2 separate regions of the Homo sapiens genome follow, and region 1 is linked to region 2. Evidence: chromatin loops called from intact Hi-C (ENCODE). Cell type or tissue: IMR-90. All regions are shown on one strand.

What was found. Hi-C counts contacts between places; a loop is a spot of excess contacts. Peaks named below come from ENCODE experiments on the same cell type or tissue, not always from the same donor. Only the 100,000 strongest peaks of a DNase experiment are listed, where the experiment ranks them.
Region 1: it touches region 2 in a loop (3-fold over the local background); 3 of 110 quality-filtered maps call a loop at or near these places.

The regions. Positions count from the first base shown.
Region 1 is chr3:37,306,242-37,314,241 of GRCh38, reverse strand. The region is part of intron 10 of GOLGA4 (golgin A4); the gene reads right to left. Among named protein-coding and RNA genes, the nearest start is that of GOLGA4-AS1, 66 kb to the right of the region's middle. In IMR-90, a CTCF peak has its summit at 5,796; a DNase peak (open chromatin) is centred at 3,371.
Region 2 is chr3:37,809,751-37,817,750 of GRCh38, reverse strand. The region is part of intron 27 of ITGA9 (integrin subunit alpha 9); the gene reads right to left. The region is part of intron 3 of ITGA9-AS1 (ITGA9 antisense RNA 1); the gene reads left to right. Among named protein-coding and RNA genes, the nearest start is that of ITGA9-AS1, 48 kb to the left of the region's middle. In IMR-90, a CTCF peak has its summit at 3,014 (motif pointing right); a DNase peak (open chromatin) is centred at 5,060; H3K27ac peaks cover 1,427 bases.

The DNA of each region.
Region 1 (8,000 bases), 500 kb after region 2:
TACCTGTAATCCCAGCACTTTTGGAGGCTGAGGTAGGTGAATTACCTGAGGTCAGGAGTTCAAGACCAGCCTGGCCAACATGGTGAAACCCCATCTCTACTAAAAATTAGCCTGGTGTGGTAGCACATGCCTGTAATCCCAGCTACTTGGAAGTCTGAGGCAGTAGAATCACTTGAGTCTGGGAGACAGAGGCTGCAGCAAGCTTCTTAAGATGGTGCCACTGCACTCCAGCCTGGCCGACAGAGCAAGACTTTTGTCTCAAAAAAAAAAAAAAAATACATGTGTGTTTACGTGTATTTGTGTATACAGATGGTCCCTGACTTATGATGGTCTTAGATTTGTCAACTTCACAATGGTGCAAAAGCAATACTCATTCAGTACACTCCTCCACTTAATAATAAAGTTATGTCTGGATAAGCCCTTCACAAGTTGATATTGGTATTTTCAACTTACAATGAATTTATCAAATTCTAACCCCATCATAAGTCAAGGAGGATCTGTATATGCCTGTGTATATGTGTACATATATGTGGGTTGTATATGTATGTATGCATGCACACACACACATGCATTATTTGCATAATGATACCCTAGGAAAATCCTACTGCTACTGTCATCCTAGATTGTTTCCTTTAGTCCTCACAGAAGTCTCCAGCCTTCCCTCTACCATTGAGATAGACTATAAACAAAACTCAGTTTTCAAGATGGGTGTGTAATCCTACCAAGAAACGTATGTCCCAGGGAGACAGTTGTTCACCGACATATATAATATTTTCACTTCCAGTGGTATAAGAAATGTGGGAACTTCAACCTATGGCAGCTCAGAAAAAAAGGTCTTTCATTAACAATTTGGTTTAACACAGTGGTTTGGGCACAGGAATTGCAAACTTGAAGACAAACATCTATTCTAAAGCATTTTATTAAAGGCAAATTGCCAAGAGAAGGGTGAATTCTGGTAACAACAGAGAAATGCAACTTAGTTTGCTCAATAGTTTAAAAAATAATTTATCTGGCAACCATATATCTTTTTTTTTCTTTTGAGATGGAGTCTCATTCTGTCACCCAAGCTAGAGTGCAGTGGCGCGATCTCCCCTCCCTGCAACCTCCGCCTCCCAGGTTCAAGCGATTATCCTGCCTCGGCCTCCAGAGTAGCTGGGACTACAGGTGCCCGCCACCAGACCGGGCTAATTTCTGTATTTTTAGTAGAGACAGGGTTTCACCATATTGGCCAAGCTGGTCTCAAACTCCTGACCTCGTGATCCGTCGCGCTGGCCTCCCAAAGTGATTATCTTTTATATGAAAAGCAAATCTATCCAATTTATTTTATATGTCCAAAGTATAAAACTGATACTCAAATAAGGTCTAAATTTCAAAGGAATATTAATTAGCTGAAATCATTTATAAAGATTCCTATTGCCAGATGCAGTGGGGGGCTCATGCCTATAATTCTAGCACTTCGGGAGGCCAAGGTGGGAGGATTGCCTGAGCCTAGGAGTTCAAGACCAGCCTAGGCAACACAGTGAAATCCCATCTCTACAAAAAAATTAAAAATTAGCCAGGAGCCGTGGCTTGTACCTGTAGTCTGAGCTACTCTGAGCAGCTGAGGTGGGAGGATCACTTAAGTCTGGGAGGTCAAGGCTTCAGTGAGCAGTGATTGTGCCACTGCACTCCAGCCTAGGTGACAAGTGAGACCCTGTCTCTCAAAAAAAAAAAAAAAAGATTCCTATTCTAACTTTACTGGCATTTGCCTGCAAACCCCAAGATGATAATCCTTAGATACAAATATGTTGGAAACAAAAATGGTATCTTTGTTTTACATATTCTTTTACTATAAATTCTAACGTTAAGCATACAGAAAATACGGAAATAATGAACGCTTACTACTAACAAGAAATTAGTTCCCTCACTTAAAAAAATCAGTCAAGTAAAGTGACTAATTATGGGAAAGATTCTGAAACAAAGTGCTTACTGCCTAATTAGTTTGTGTTGAAGGTTTAAACGCTGGAGGAATGAAAAAAGGTTATGACAATGTCTTTTAATGCTTAGGTGTCATCAGCCCCTTTTCATTATTATCCAGCATATAAAATTGCATCTCAGCATTTCTGAGTAATTCACAGAAATATCTTCAATCAGGCTCTGGAGAAACTGAAGACAGTTTTGATACCCTTTCAGCAAAATAAGAGTTTAAATGAAAACCTTTTGTCAATTAAGTAAAATAAAACAAAACTATGTAGTCAATACTAGTGAATTTTCTGTTTTCATTTTTTAAATTCCAGAATCCAGCACAGTATAAAAAAATAAATGTAATGTTCTCACCTTTTCAAACAACAAAAAATCCATGCCACAAGTTCCTGTTTAGATATAATTTTCTGCTAATTAAGTTTTCTAATCTAGTCAGTAAATTTCAGGATATTCTTCTATATACAGTCGAATTTTAGTGTTTAATCCACTAAAAGTTTGTCCAAGTCAATTTATTATCCATCATACAACAATGAAAGTAGGATGGATTTGGTTTCACAGTTCTTTTCATCTAAATTTAACCCTCTCTCCCACTTTCCAGTACCATGTCAGGGAACCAAATAATTTCACACCTAGAAAGAAACCATTGAAATCTTTCATTGACATATGGTAACTGAAGCATCCAAATTTTCCTTCAGATGTTAAATCAACTTGAATATATAAGCCTGATGATAGAACTTTAAAATTGGCTTTAAGCAACGATCCATACCTTGCCATATTTTTAAAAACTAAGAATGCTGAAATGGATCGAGCTCCATTGGGCAATAATGTTTCTTACTAAAGCAGAATTTCTGAGCCAATCAATTACTAATGGCTTTTAACTCTCAACAAAATGCAGTATGTTATACTTCTTTCTGACACAAAACTCACTGCTTTCTGCCTCCCCATCGTGCTTTAAGGAAATGTTAACTGGCCAAAAACAGTGGTGGGGAAAGGCATTTATATTTTATATATTTATAATATCCAAACACAGAAAACGTATTTCAAACCCATTATGGATTCTACACTGTATCACAAATGAAGCCACTTCCTCACAGGAAATCTGCCTCCAACACTGAGTCTCATCACTATGTTTAAAGAGGATATACTGAGAGTTTACTTACTACCCAGAAACATCTCACCTGACCTTGTAACCCCTAGAAATGGTGCCCACAGCCTACTAATATTCTAAAAGTGAATTCCCTACCCTTTCCAAAGTGAAACTAGGATTTTAATGTAAGTACTAAAAAAGTATGTTCAAAATGTCTAGACAATTTATCTTTCAAATTCCCAACAAAAGATAAGTGAGTGGGGAGAAATAAAGCGTGCATCAGTCACAGCTGACAAGTCTTCTGCCAACATGCAAGAGTGCATGGGAAAACCACAGTCACGGCACACATCAATAGGAAGGCTAAGCACGAACTGCCGCAGAATGTTGCAAGAACACACTGTGTTCTTCCAAAGCAAAATTCAATGTATCTCAGGCAATTTTTATTTAAAAAAAAAAACACACACACACACACACTTTAAAAATACTTTTAGGTCAATCTTTAATGAACTGTAAGTATGATCCTCTGTCAGTTAAGTAAAATGCAGGGCAGACCCTTTATTGCTAGCTCCTCACTTTCCAGTTCAGATGAGGTTCACTCACATCCATGGGAATTATAAAAATGGACAAATGCTCTCTATAAGGGTTAAATGAGAAAGGTTGACAATCTGTAGCTCAATAATCCAACCATTCAGTCATCAAATACATACTTAGCAGCTGTTTACCAACTGCCAAGCATATGCTAGGTATTAAGTGACAAAGAAAATATTTCACAAAAAGATAGCTGAAGTAGTAAGAAAAGGGAATAAAATAACTAATCCTTAGATACAGCTAGGAAGAATGTGGCATTGTTTTTGCTACTCCAGCACTTCTTAGGATACTCCTCATCCTGAGTATCCTAATCAATTATAATAAGAAATGCCAGAATTCTGAGGTTTCATGCAGCATTACTATTTTGTTACACTGCCCCAGAGAACACTTCACTATATGGTTAACAAGACCCACTTCTACTCCCAGTGTAGGAAATAAACAAAAATGCAGAAGTGTGAAAAGGCTGTTAACCTCTAGATTAACTGATGATCCTAACAAGCTGGTTAATGACATGAAGAATGAGTAAGTAAGCCAATGCCTGTCTTTATCCCAGCAAAAACAAACAAACAAAATGAGTGAATGAAATGCACTACAAAATGAATGAAATGCAAATTAACAGAAAAAGCAACAAAAAGAATTTTATCAGAATTCCCACTGAATCATCAAGCCTCTTTGGCAAATAAAATCAAAGTCTACAGCAGCAGTTCTCAATATGTGGTCCAAAGATCCTGGGGTCTTGAGACCCTTTCAGAGGATCTGTGAGATTCTCCCTTTTCCAAATACGTGTCTATGTAAGAGTAGATTTTCTTCCCATATTTCAACCAAAATAATACATCACAACGGATTAAATGCAGAAACAGGCATGAAAATCCAGCTGCATTTTATTAAGCCAAGCAATGAGATAACAAAAATGTAAAACAAGGCCATTCTTCACACTAAACCTTATTTTGGAAAATATAGGTAGAATGAAAAAGTATTTATGCTAACATGTAATGGATTTATAACTGGTTTTTTTTGTTTGTTTTTTGTTGTTGTTGTTTGTTTGTTTTGAGACAAGAGTCTCGCTCTGTCAGCCAGGCTGGAGTGCAATGGCACAATCTTGGCTCACTGCAACCTCCGCCTCCCAGGCTCAAGCAATTCTCCTGCCTCAGCCTCCAGAATAGCTGGGATTACAGGCGTGTGCCACCATGCCCAGCTAATTTTTGTATTTTTAGTAGAGACGGGGTTCACCATGTTGGCCAGGCTGGTCTCAAACTCCTGACCTCAGGTAATCCGCCCGCCTCGGCCTCCCAAAGTGCTGGCATTACAGGCATGAGCCATCACGCCCGGCCTATAATTGTTATTTTTATTTTTGAAACAGAGTCTCGCTCTGTCGCCCAGGCTGGAGTGCAGTGGCGTGATCTTGGCTCACTGCAACCTCCACCTCCCAGGTTCAAGCGATTCTCCTGCCTCAACTTCCCGAGTAGCTGGGACTACAAGCACGCGCCACCATATCCAGCTAATTTTTGTATTTTTAGTAGAGACAGGGTTTCACCATGTTGGCCAGGCTATTCTCAAACCCCTGGCTCTCAAGTGATCCACCCACCTCGGCCTCCCAAAGTACTGGGATTACAGGCATGAGCCACCACACCCGGCCTATAATTGTTATTTTAAAAATGAATTAAACAAATATTGTTAAAATTTTTACTTTTAGCCAGGCGCAGTGGCTCACGCCTGAAATCCCAGCCCTTTGGGAGGCCGAGGCGGGCAGATCACGAGGTCAGAGTTTGAGACCATCCTGGCTAACACGGTGAAACTCCGTCTCTACTAAAAATACAAAAAATTAGCTGGGCGTAGTGGCACACGCCTGTAGTCCCAGCTACTTGGCAGGCTGAGGCAGGAGAATTGCTTGAACCCAGGAGGCGGACGTTGCAGTGAGCCGAGATCACACCACTGCACTCCAGCCTGGGCGACAGAGTGAGACTCTGTCTCAAAAAAATATATATATATATTTACTTTTAATTATTAATACAGTAAATATCAATACATATAACCCACATAAATAAAGCTCTTTGGAATCACCAATAAGTTTTAAGAGTGTTAAGAGGTCCCTGAGATCAAAAAGTCTGAAAGCTACTAGTCTAGAGCTTACATAAATGAAAATAAAATACTACCACCCGGTGGCATAAATTAGATAGTGCAATGCTTATCTATAAATTAGGGCCTTCACAGAGATTTAATAAATATCACTTTTGCAATGGAAAACTACATTTTAAGCCATACTACAAAATATATAACAAGATTCATTCTATAAACTGACTATGCTTTGACTTTCAAAAAATTTACCAATTTATCCGAATTTTCTTTTTCTTTTTGTTCGTTTTTTTTTTTTGAGACAGAGTTTCGTTCTTGTCGCCCAGGCTGGAGTGCAATGGCAGGATCTCGGCTCACTGCAACCTCTGCCTCCCAGGTTCAAGTGATTCTCCTGCCTCAGCCTCCAGAGTAGCTGGGATTACAGGCACACGCCACCATGCCCGGCTAATTTTTATATTTTTAGTAGAGATGGGGTTTACCATGTTGGCCAGGCTGGTCTTGAACTCCTGACCTCAGGTAATCCACCCGCCTCAGTCTCCCAAAGTGCTGGGATTTCGGGCGTGAGCCACCGCGCCCAGCCCCAAATTTTCATGTACACTTTACATACATATTTATCTATCAAATACCTTGAAAACATCAGGCTAATGTTGAAAAATATTAAGCTAAAGCTAAGTACATTGATTAAATTAGAAATATAATCCCGCACCAAAGAAACGTGTTTTTAAATTACTGATGGTTTCAAGTAATAGTGACATTGTTGGAGACATAAATAATTGCATTTTAAAAGCCACTTAAAATAAATTTTTCCAGCAGTTATTCATTTAGTGCCAAAATACGTACGTATTATTTATCTAACATGGCATACTTAAAATCTACTTTCATTCATACTTTTTTTTTTTTGCCTGAGAAACATGGAATTTTCTTTGTAAAGCTTATTCTAAGTACCCATGATAAGAAAAAAAATAGCCCTTACCCCAGTCCTGTTCATACAAGGCTTGGGAAAGGCACCATGATTCACTTATTGGCATGTGTGGATGCACAAAAATAAGATGTTTTGTGAGACTTAAGACTCCAAGAAAATTTTGTTACATAAATTATCAGCAACTAACAAAGCAGTTAAATACACATGTGATTTTGGTTTGTTATATAAAAATGCATAAATCTTACACATTATTTAAACAGATAAACTATTTTAAAGAGTCCTTCAAACATCAAATAAATATGTTCTAATGAATTTCTTTTGGTGTATCAGACCTATACTATACAAATGAATAAAAAACATATTTCCTGCACAAACACAACATGACAATAAAAAAGCAAAGAATGTTATGAGTTAGTCCAAGTTTTTAAATGCCACCAATCATATAAAACAAGTAACTTCAGCAAAGACAAGGTACATGAAAGGGAAACGGGGTTTACAAAAGTTACTATACTCTAGAAACTTCCCTAATCTAAGCAAAATACTTTATTCATGTTGCATAATTGTAGGAAAAAACATTTTAATGGGAGGGAGGATTAACATTGTGGCATGGGTTACTTTTTTAATGGCTATATATATTTAAATCACTTAAAAGTAGCTAACAAAAAAGACTAAAAGTCTATGGTTAAGAATTTATCCTAAGATAAAATTCAAAGATCTAATAAGCTATATCTCAAAATTGTCACAATAGTATAACAAAAATATATAATAATCTAGATGATAAACAATAAGGAAATGATAACCAAGTAAATGATGTACATGCACTTTGACACAGCCATTAAAATATATTAACTTTAGCAACACGTAAAAGTGTCAATAACATAATGCTAAATGGGGGAGAAGAACATACAAAATTGAATGTGCCGTATTATTACAATAATTAAAAAAAATTAGAGAAAACACTAAATGGAAATTTACTAAAACAACAGTGATGTGATTTTCTCTATTTTCCAATTTTTTGGTAATACACTGCATTAATAATTAGCTACCCCTATCTCCTATCCTGATACACACACACACACACACACACACACACACACACACACACACAGAGAACAGCCAAGAACTAGTGTGAACTTCGGTAGCATTAACATTCTACACTGGTGCTACACTGAGGATATAATTTCCTGGAGAGTTAAAATACAGCATTATGTACTTAAGCTGAACCACCAAACTTTTCCAAGTTTAAAATCTGGTTAATAGAAGATATGACCATCTGTTCTTAAGTAACAACTAGAAAGAAACACTATCAACAATTACAGAAGCGCTTATAACCAATAAACTTATTTTTTGTTTTCTTTATCCACTAAA
Region 2 (8,000 bases):
GTGAAGCAACGTTTGTAGCCCAAAGCTTACCTTTCCTCCCATGCTCTGAGAGACTCGGCATCTCTCGTCCTTGGCTCACTAACATTGGTGGGCTCTGTTTATGAGGTCAGACATTCCTCTCTGCATCTTCCTTTAAACAAGGCTGACTGTATCGGGTGTACAAATACCCCAGCTCCCTCTCTCCTTGGGTGGGATAACCCTGAGGTGTACGTTCTACCAGTTTCCCCATGGAGCTTGCCTGCAGAGGTAACCAGCTTGATGACAAATCTTTTATTGGCTTCCTTCCCTGCTCTCCAACAGTTTTTCCTGAGATCACCTTCCAAATAAATGACTTGCCCTCAAATCATTGTTTCAATCCCCTTGAATAGAGGAAATCAAACAGAGACACACACTTGACCTGGTGCTGGTAGGCTTGCCACACTGCAGGTTGTGGTACCATGGTATCATCAGCTTGCAATTCCCAAGTCATACTGGAAAACCCTTAAGACTCTCTGCAGTCTGCTGCCAACAGTGCATGCACATATAAGACGTGTCCTACACAAATCGTGAAGCAAACCCAGCTGTCATGGGCACATCAAATGTTTTTGTTGTCTGTGTATTTGTCCTCATGCTTCTTCACTGTGAGCCAAACATCCAGGGAAGCATCACAGCCACCCTGATGGTCATAAGCTCCCCTGAAGAAGGGAAGGCAGGTGGAGCTGAGGAGCTGTCTGTTGCCACCATCTTTCTACTTCCCTAAAGGGGGTTTATTGGCCAAGCCAAAGACGAGAACTGTCAAGAGAGCCAGCAGGTATCTTCACCCACGTTGCCAAGGAGATCCTGAGCATTCACCGTGAGGGGAAGTCGATAAGGTGGTGCAGTTTGAATGACTGGGAAAGAGCAGAAGCTTTCTTAGAACAACTGGCAAGAGTCTTGTGTTCTGAGCTTCAATCCTCAAGGCCAGTTTTGTAAACAGATATTGAGTTCCTGGTGATTTCAGCCCTGGAGGTTTCTTCCCAGCATAAGACCACATTCATCAGAATGCCATGTTCTGACGCCCCCACACATATACTTTTCTCTCCTGAAACCTCTTCACCTTCTCCCCTCTGCAAGAAAAGGTGCTTGGCCAGAATTTTCTGGATAATTAAGAAAAAGTCATAGACATCATCCCCACAGCACACCCACAGAAGGCCAGAAAAACGGACCAAGACTGAATGGAAATCTAAGAAGCTACTGCTTGAAATGTCATTCTTTTGCGATAAAGATGTGGTTGGCTAAGAAAACATGGCCAGATGTGGCTGGTCACATGCCATGAAGGAGAATGTAATCATGAAACTGTGGAAGGATGTAACAGGGAAATAGGATTCTCTAGCACATACCTTTGGCTGCTGATGTTGTAATGTGTCAATAATCCCAGGTCACTCAGTTGTAATTCCAGAGAAGTCACATTTCCCTACCATGGCACTATCAAGCAGAAACTTAACAGTCTGCCCCCTTATTATCTCCTGCATTTGTCTTAGGACTCTTTGAAGGCAGGCTTTGTGCTTTCAATCCCCAGTACTCAGCATCTCACCTGTCCTTGGTACCAGCGATAAATTGCAAAGATGCCCACATACCCTCCACACCCTTTACCATGTGACTCTCCAGCTCTTCCCATCGTGAGGTGGAGTCTATTTTCCCAGCCTTGATTCTCCACTGAGACTAGCTTTGACAATTGGATGAGAGGGAGGAGATGTTGTGTCTGTTACACAGTCCCCAAGGGGCTGTGCACACTTCCAATTACTTTCTCAGAACCCTGCCCTGCTTCCACACAAATGCCTATGTCTAACCTGCTAAGAGACCAGTTTTTTTTGAAGCCCTCCCAGACTAGCCAACTCCCAGCTGCCCGCAGAGGCACATGTAAGTCTCGCTGAGCTCAAACTGCCCCACTGAGCTCAGTCCAAATAGCCAACCCACAGAACTGTGACCTGCATAGATGGATATTGCTTTTAAGCCGCTGAATACTGGGGTGGTTTGTCAAGTAGCATAAGTTAACTGGTACAGACTCAATATTTTTTTTGCTGACTTAATGAATCAGACAGACAGCTGATAGGGCTCTAGATTTAAACAGCATCAGTTAGTGTGCCTTGCTGAACTGGACTTTTCACTTTTTTTTTTTTTTTTGAGACAGAGTCTCACTCTGTCACCCAGGCTGGAGTGCAATGGCGCCATCTCGGCTCACTGCAACCTCTGCCTCCCAGGTTCAAGTGATTCTCCTGCCTCAGCCTCTCGAGTAGCTGGGACTGCAGGCGTGTACCACCCTGCCCAGCTAATTTTCATATTTTTAGTAGAGACGGGGTTTCATCTTGTTGGCCAGGCTGGTCTCAAACTCCTGACATCAAGTGATCCGCCTGCCTTGGCTTCCCAAAGCGCTGGGATTACAGGCGTGAGCCACCGCGCCCGGCCTGAACCAGACTTCTCTTGTTCATCTCTAAGAGCAAAAGCTGGCTCACTTTCTCATCACTATGCTAGTGTAAGGATTTGACATAGACAGTGTGTTAACAATCTGGAAAGGATTTAGAGCACCTGAACTCACTCTTACATGTGGCTTTCATGTGCTCAAGTTTTTATGTATGCAATTCTTGCTAACAACAAGGTGAAGGCACTGTCATCTCTTGCAGGCACCCGGAAGCAAGCTTCTTTCTCTCAGTGGAGTGGTGTCAGCATTAGGCCTGAAAATCACCCCCACCCACCCCTGGCTGAAACAGCCTTGCAAGCTCTATGCCCCACTCTAACACTGCAGGGTCTCCAGTCCTGTTCCTAACACAGCCTATGCGTAATCTCTTGGATGGGAGATCAGAGCTACCACTGATGTATGTCTTCCTTTTTTTAGAGTCTGAAGACCATTTCTTAAAACATAATGCACTCTCATGGCTAGGGAGTTGTAGGTACAGTAGTGCAGGTGCTACACTGCATTTAAGGGGCTGGGGGATACCACTCACATCACAGATATCATGTATGTGTATAAGTTTATTATAACTGTTTTCCAACAGATGGCAGTAGAGTGTCTTGTTCTCATAAAATCAGAGTTTTCTGAATTTTTTCTGACAGATGGAAGTAAAGAGTCTTTAGGAAGCGGTGCTATTTACTATTATAGTTTGCACAAAGGTACCCTATAGTCTAGTGGTGGCTCTGTCAAACTAATATTGTTTCTTTTTTGGGGGGGTGGGGGATGGAGTCTCGCTCTGTTGCCAGGCTGGAGTGCAGTGGCACGATCTTGGCTCACTGCAACCTCCACCTCTCGGGTTCAAGCGATTCTCCTGCCTCAGCCTCCCAAGTAGCTGGAATTACAGGTCTGCACCACCAGGCCTGGCTAATTTTTATATTTTGGTAGAGATGGGGTTTCACCATGTTGGCCAGGCTGATCTTGAACTCCTGACCTCAGATGATCCGCCTGCCTTGGCCTCCCAAAGTGCTGGGATTACAGGTGTGAGCCACCGCGCCCAGCCTGGGAAGGTTATTTTCTGGCTTCGAGCCATAGTGTCTTCGTCTCTGCCTAAGAGATCAATGGGATTCTCAGACCTCTTCCAGCCCTGAAACATCATGACAGCTTTTTCTGTTTTCCCCAAAGTGAATTCAAGGCTCTAGACTGTGGGCCACACAGCTGGGTACTCAGGACTCACACTAAGGGGGAACAAGGCACAGAGTCTTTGTCCCATCTCAATTTTTCTCAAAGATTTTTGAGAAATTTTTTGAAAATTCAATTTTCAATTTTTAAAAATCTGTTAATTTTTGAAAGAAACAAATAAAACAGAATTTAATAATATTTTAAAAGATTATGAGGTCTTTGAATTCACAAAACACATGCAGTTATGTTCACTTATTTAACTTTTATAGTCTTTTGAACTGTGGGATTTTAAGGTCAATTTTACCGATGAGGAAAGTAGGCAAGGCTTGATGGAGTTGAACATGCAGCTCTGGATCAGATGTCTTATAATAAGTGTCAGAATTGAGGACTTGCTAAGTAAGTCTAGGACTCTTAACTCATGTAACATAGAGACTGCCTGATTACCTCATCAAGAACAGAAAAAATATCAGTTCTCTAAAAATAAAAACTCAAAATAAGCAACCCATGAGAACAAGTCACCGAAAGTAATTTGCAAGAACCAGAAAAAAGCATGTTATCTTCTAAATGCCCTAGAGGCACAATATTATTCCCAACAGTTCTCAATAAATGCAAGTCAATAAATAAAGAACAGGTCTTCCTAGCTAACATTTTCTAATAGAATGTCAATCAGGAATGAGGAAGTGAAAAACTAAATTTAGCAAGGTTTTTGTCATCCCCTTAAGTAAAGATAATGACTTCAACTAAAGATAATGGCTAAAGATAAAATATAAAAACTAAAGACTAAAGATAAACACTAAACTAAAGATAGTGACTCTGAATTTGATGATCTAACAAGTACAAATAATCCCCAAGTTACCATACCTCGACTTAACAGTTTTTTGACTTTATGATGGGTTTATTGGGGTATTAAATGCATTTCTGACTTAAAATATGATAAGTCAAGGAGCACCTGTAGTTCCTTTGCTTAAGAGATACATGGTCTAAATCTGTAACTCTTCATACACATGCCAGGAAACCCACGAGCCCCTTCAGCCTGCTATAGTACTTCATAGCCAGTCCTACCTATTCCATTACTGCCAGGACCCAAAGTCCCCCTACACTTGGGAAATTAGCACATCCCAAGGTTAAGTAGGCCTCCTTCAGACATACACACCCGCTCATGTGAGCACGCATGGGTGCCTTGGGGAGAGCTTTGAGAAACACTGGGCAAATCTCTGTTTTTGTTGCCAGCTGAGCCCACCCTGAAGGTGCTGGGAAATGATTAATGATGGGCTAAGCTGGATGCCCAGCAGCCCCACACTCACTTCCAAGCCAATGGAGTCAATGTTTTTCTGCATTTTTTCTGGAACCTTCCAGTGCTTGCTTCACCATTTGAGGGGCAAGCGGCTCTGTTAACTGTTCTATCTGTAGCAGAAGAAACATAGAAACCCTAGAGGAGGTGACTCAAGCCAAGCTTTGCTTGGCTGGAAGCCGAAGGAACAGTGTGCTTTCTGGTTTTTGTGTCTGCTGGTCCTGCAGCTCCAAAGAGCAGCTCCCTGAACCCTCGTAACAGACATACACAATTTTCTCATATAACCATGTATCCAAAAGCAACCAGAAAACTCCTAGGGAAACAACAGATTGCCCCAAACAGCCTTACTTAGATGGGTGCTGCGTGAGGCATGAGGCCTGACTGAGTTCTGGGGTATCCACCCTGCAGCAGCAGCCTCTTCCTCCCCAGCCCCCTGCAGGGTGAGAGGGACCAGCTGGACAACACCATGACATCTGGTCTCTTGGGGGATCCTACCCACTCCGCGGCCTTTGGGTTGCTTCCTAGACAGTGATTCTGAGGACCTGGGACAAATTCCTTTTTTGGACTAACTCAAGACTTCATGTTTATAGTTCTCTTCAGTTACTTGACTATTTACATAGCATGTCTCTGTCTCGAGATGTCGACAGTGCAACATCAGCCCAATATTTACTCCCAAGCATAAACAAGCCCCCACTGAATGTCATTGGCACATGGTTCTAATTGAGGCAGTGTGAAGGGTGTGTGTGCAAGCACATGGGCATGTGTCTGTTCATTTTTTTTCTTTGGAGGAGAAGCAAGGATGCCCTCCCAGCCCAGTTTGAAGGGAAGGTGATAACCCAGTGACCTCTGGAGGGGTTGCCAAACCTTACACATTCTCTGAGCCATTTCACAGATTTGTTTTCTAAGTGTTTCTGCCTTAGGTCAGAAGTAATGCTCTCAAATAAAAACCATGAGCCCAAAGCCAGTCCTAAAGCAGCAGGCTCTTGGAACAGCCCCAGCTGATAGAGGGTTTGAGGCAGCCCTTTTCAGAGGGCTGGCAAACACATTCTGCAGCCTGTCTCTTTGCCACTTGAGCAAGTAGGTCCTGGGCCTCCTGGGAAGACATGGCCATAGGGCTGGCCAAGCAGTCTCACTTCCCTTTGCTCCAAACCATCTCGGTTTGCAAAAGGGTCAAATGGGAGAGAGAGGGTCCTTGGTTGACAGCAGTGAGGGAGGATATGGTCTCTCTCCTTCACTGAGTGGTGGCCTGTATGTTTTGGCAAACTGCAAACAAACAAGGACAGAGCTGGGGAGGGGAGGAGGGTGAGAGGGAAGCAGAGAGAAAGACAGGGAGGGAAGAGCTTGGAGCCCTAAATAAGGGAAGGGGGGTGTCTTTCTTCAAAAGGAGAAACACCCCATCATCTTCATTCTTTCCACAGAAACCAGGCTGGCTTATATAAGCTGAAGGTATTTCTTAAAGGTGCCAGTCACACACAAAGTTGTTATCCCTCCTGCACCTCTGAGCAATTTAACTTTCTCCTCCTAAACAGGCCTTTATGATTGTCTTGAAGAGATGCCAGGCCCAGGCATCTTCCAACCCAGTCAGGAGCTGCAGGAAAGGAGAGGGGACTCATTTGGACTTTTCTTCCTTTAAAAGCATTTCATATTTCAAAGTTTTCTTCCTGCATGGTGGTTTGGCTGGCTACTGTAATCCTCGCACATAAAGTTTAAATTATGGCTCCCAGTGTCTGCTAACATCTCAGCTTTGGGAAAGCTGATTAGGATCCATTTCAGAATTTGAAGAGCGGTCTGGTTAGCTTGGGGCCCTCATTGTGGATTTTGTGTCAGAGCCAGGGCCTGCTGCCGCCAAGCATGAGAAGATGCCTGAGATGCCAGCAGATGGGCTTTCTTGAAGGCCGCCAGGAGCTGCACAGGGTCAGAGGCAGATGAGGGGCTGGTCTGGCTGAGCACATCAGCAGGGAGCCTGGAGCTCAGCTCTGGAAAAGACACTTGCTGACACGATAAGGGCTTTCTGATTTAGGTAAACAGTAGCACCACAGTGCATGCGTAGGTGGGGCCAGGGGCTGGTGGCACAGGCCAAGTCCTGCTCACCTTCAGGGCTTTGCTGAAGCTGATTTTCCTAAAGGTCTTCAAGACTAGGTGAGGGCTCTGTTGTTGAGGCCAGGCATGGTGGCTCACACCTGTAATCCTAGTAGTTTGGGAGGCCAAGGTGGGTGGATCACTTGAGGCCAGGAGCTCAAGACTAGCCTGGCCAATATGGTGAAACCCTGTCTCTACTAAAAATACAAAAATTAGCCAGGCATGGTGGCGCACACCTATAATCCTAGCTACACAGGAGGCTGAGGCAGGAGAATTGCTTGAACCCGGGAGGCGGAGGTTGCAGTGAGCCAAGACTGCACCACTGCACTCCAGCCTGGGTGACAGAGTGAGACTCTGTCAAAAAAAAAAAAGAAACAGACTAGGTGAGGGCTGTTGTTTATTTATCTTTGTCCCTTTGCCCAGGGCCTGCCACCTAGTAGGGACCTACTACTCTTTGCCTAGTGAAGGTGCTGGCCATCTTGCAAGCATAAAGCATGCAGACCTTCAGGCTTGTGTGGTGCTGTGAATGCGGCGGCATGGCCAGCTGCTCTGCTCAGCTTTCAGTACCATGTCACGATTCACGTTTATGCAACACTTTTGGGAACAACCACTTTTGGCTCCGGACCTCAAGGCAGCAGCAAATGACCATAGGTAGCAATGCCAAGAGCTACTCTAGAAGGACATTCAAGAGCCACGGTTCTGTAAAGGGAAGAGGACTTCAACACTGTCCCCGCCAACCGCTGTCTTCAAAGGCCCTCAGTGAAGTGGGCAACCGGTCAGCAGTGGCAGCTGGGTAACACTCAGTGGCTTTCCCCTTGAAAGGAATGGAGGAAATTACATATGGAATATGGCAATAAGCCGGAAACATTAAGACCTCCCGTATAAGTCAAATATGAGGCTGGAGTTTAGACCATCAATTAACAGGTCTTTGGGTTACTGCACCGTACTGTCAGTGTGATACCGAATCACTATTCACTAAACATAATGTATCATTCTTAGGTTGTAGACATGGGAATCAGAGTTAACAAGAGGTCTGTAGTTGAA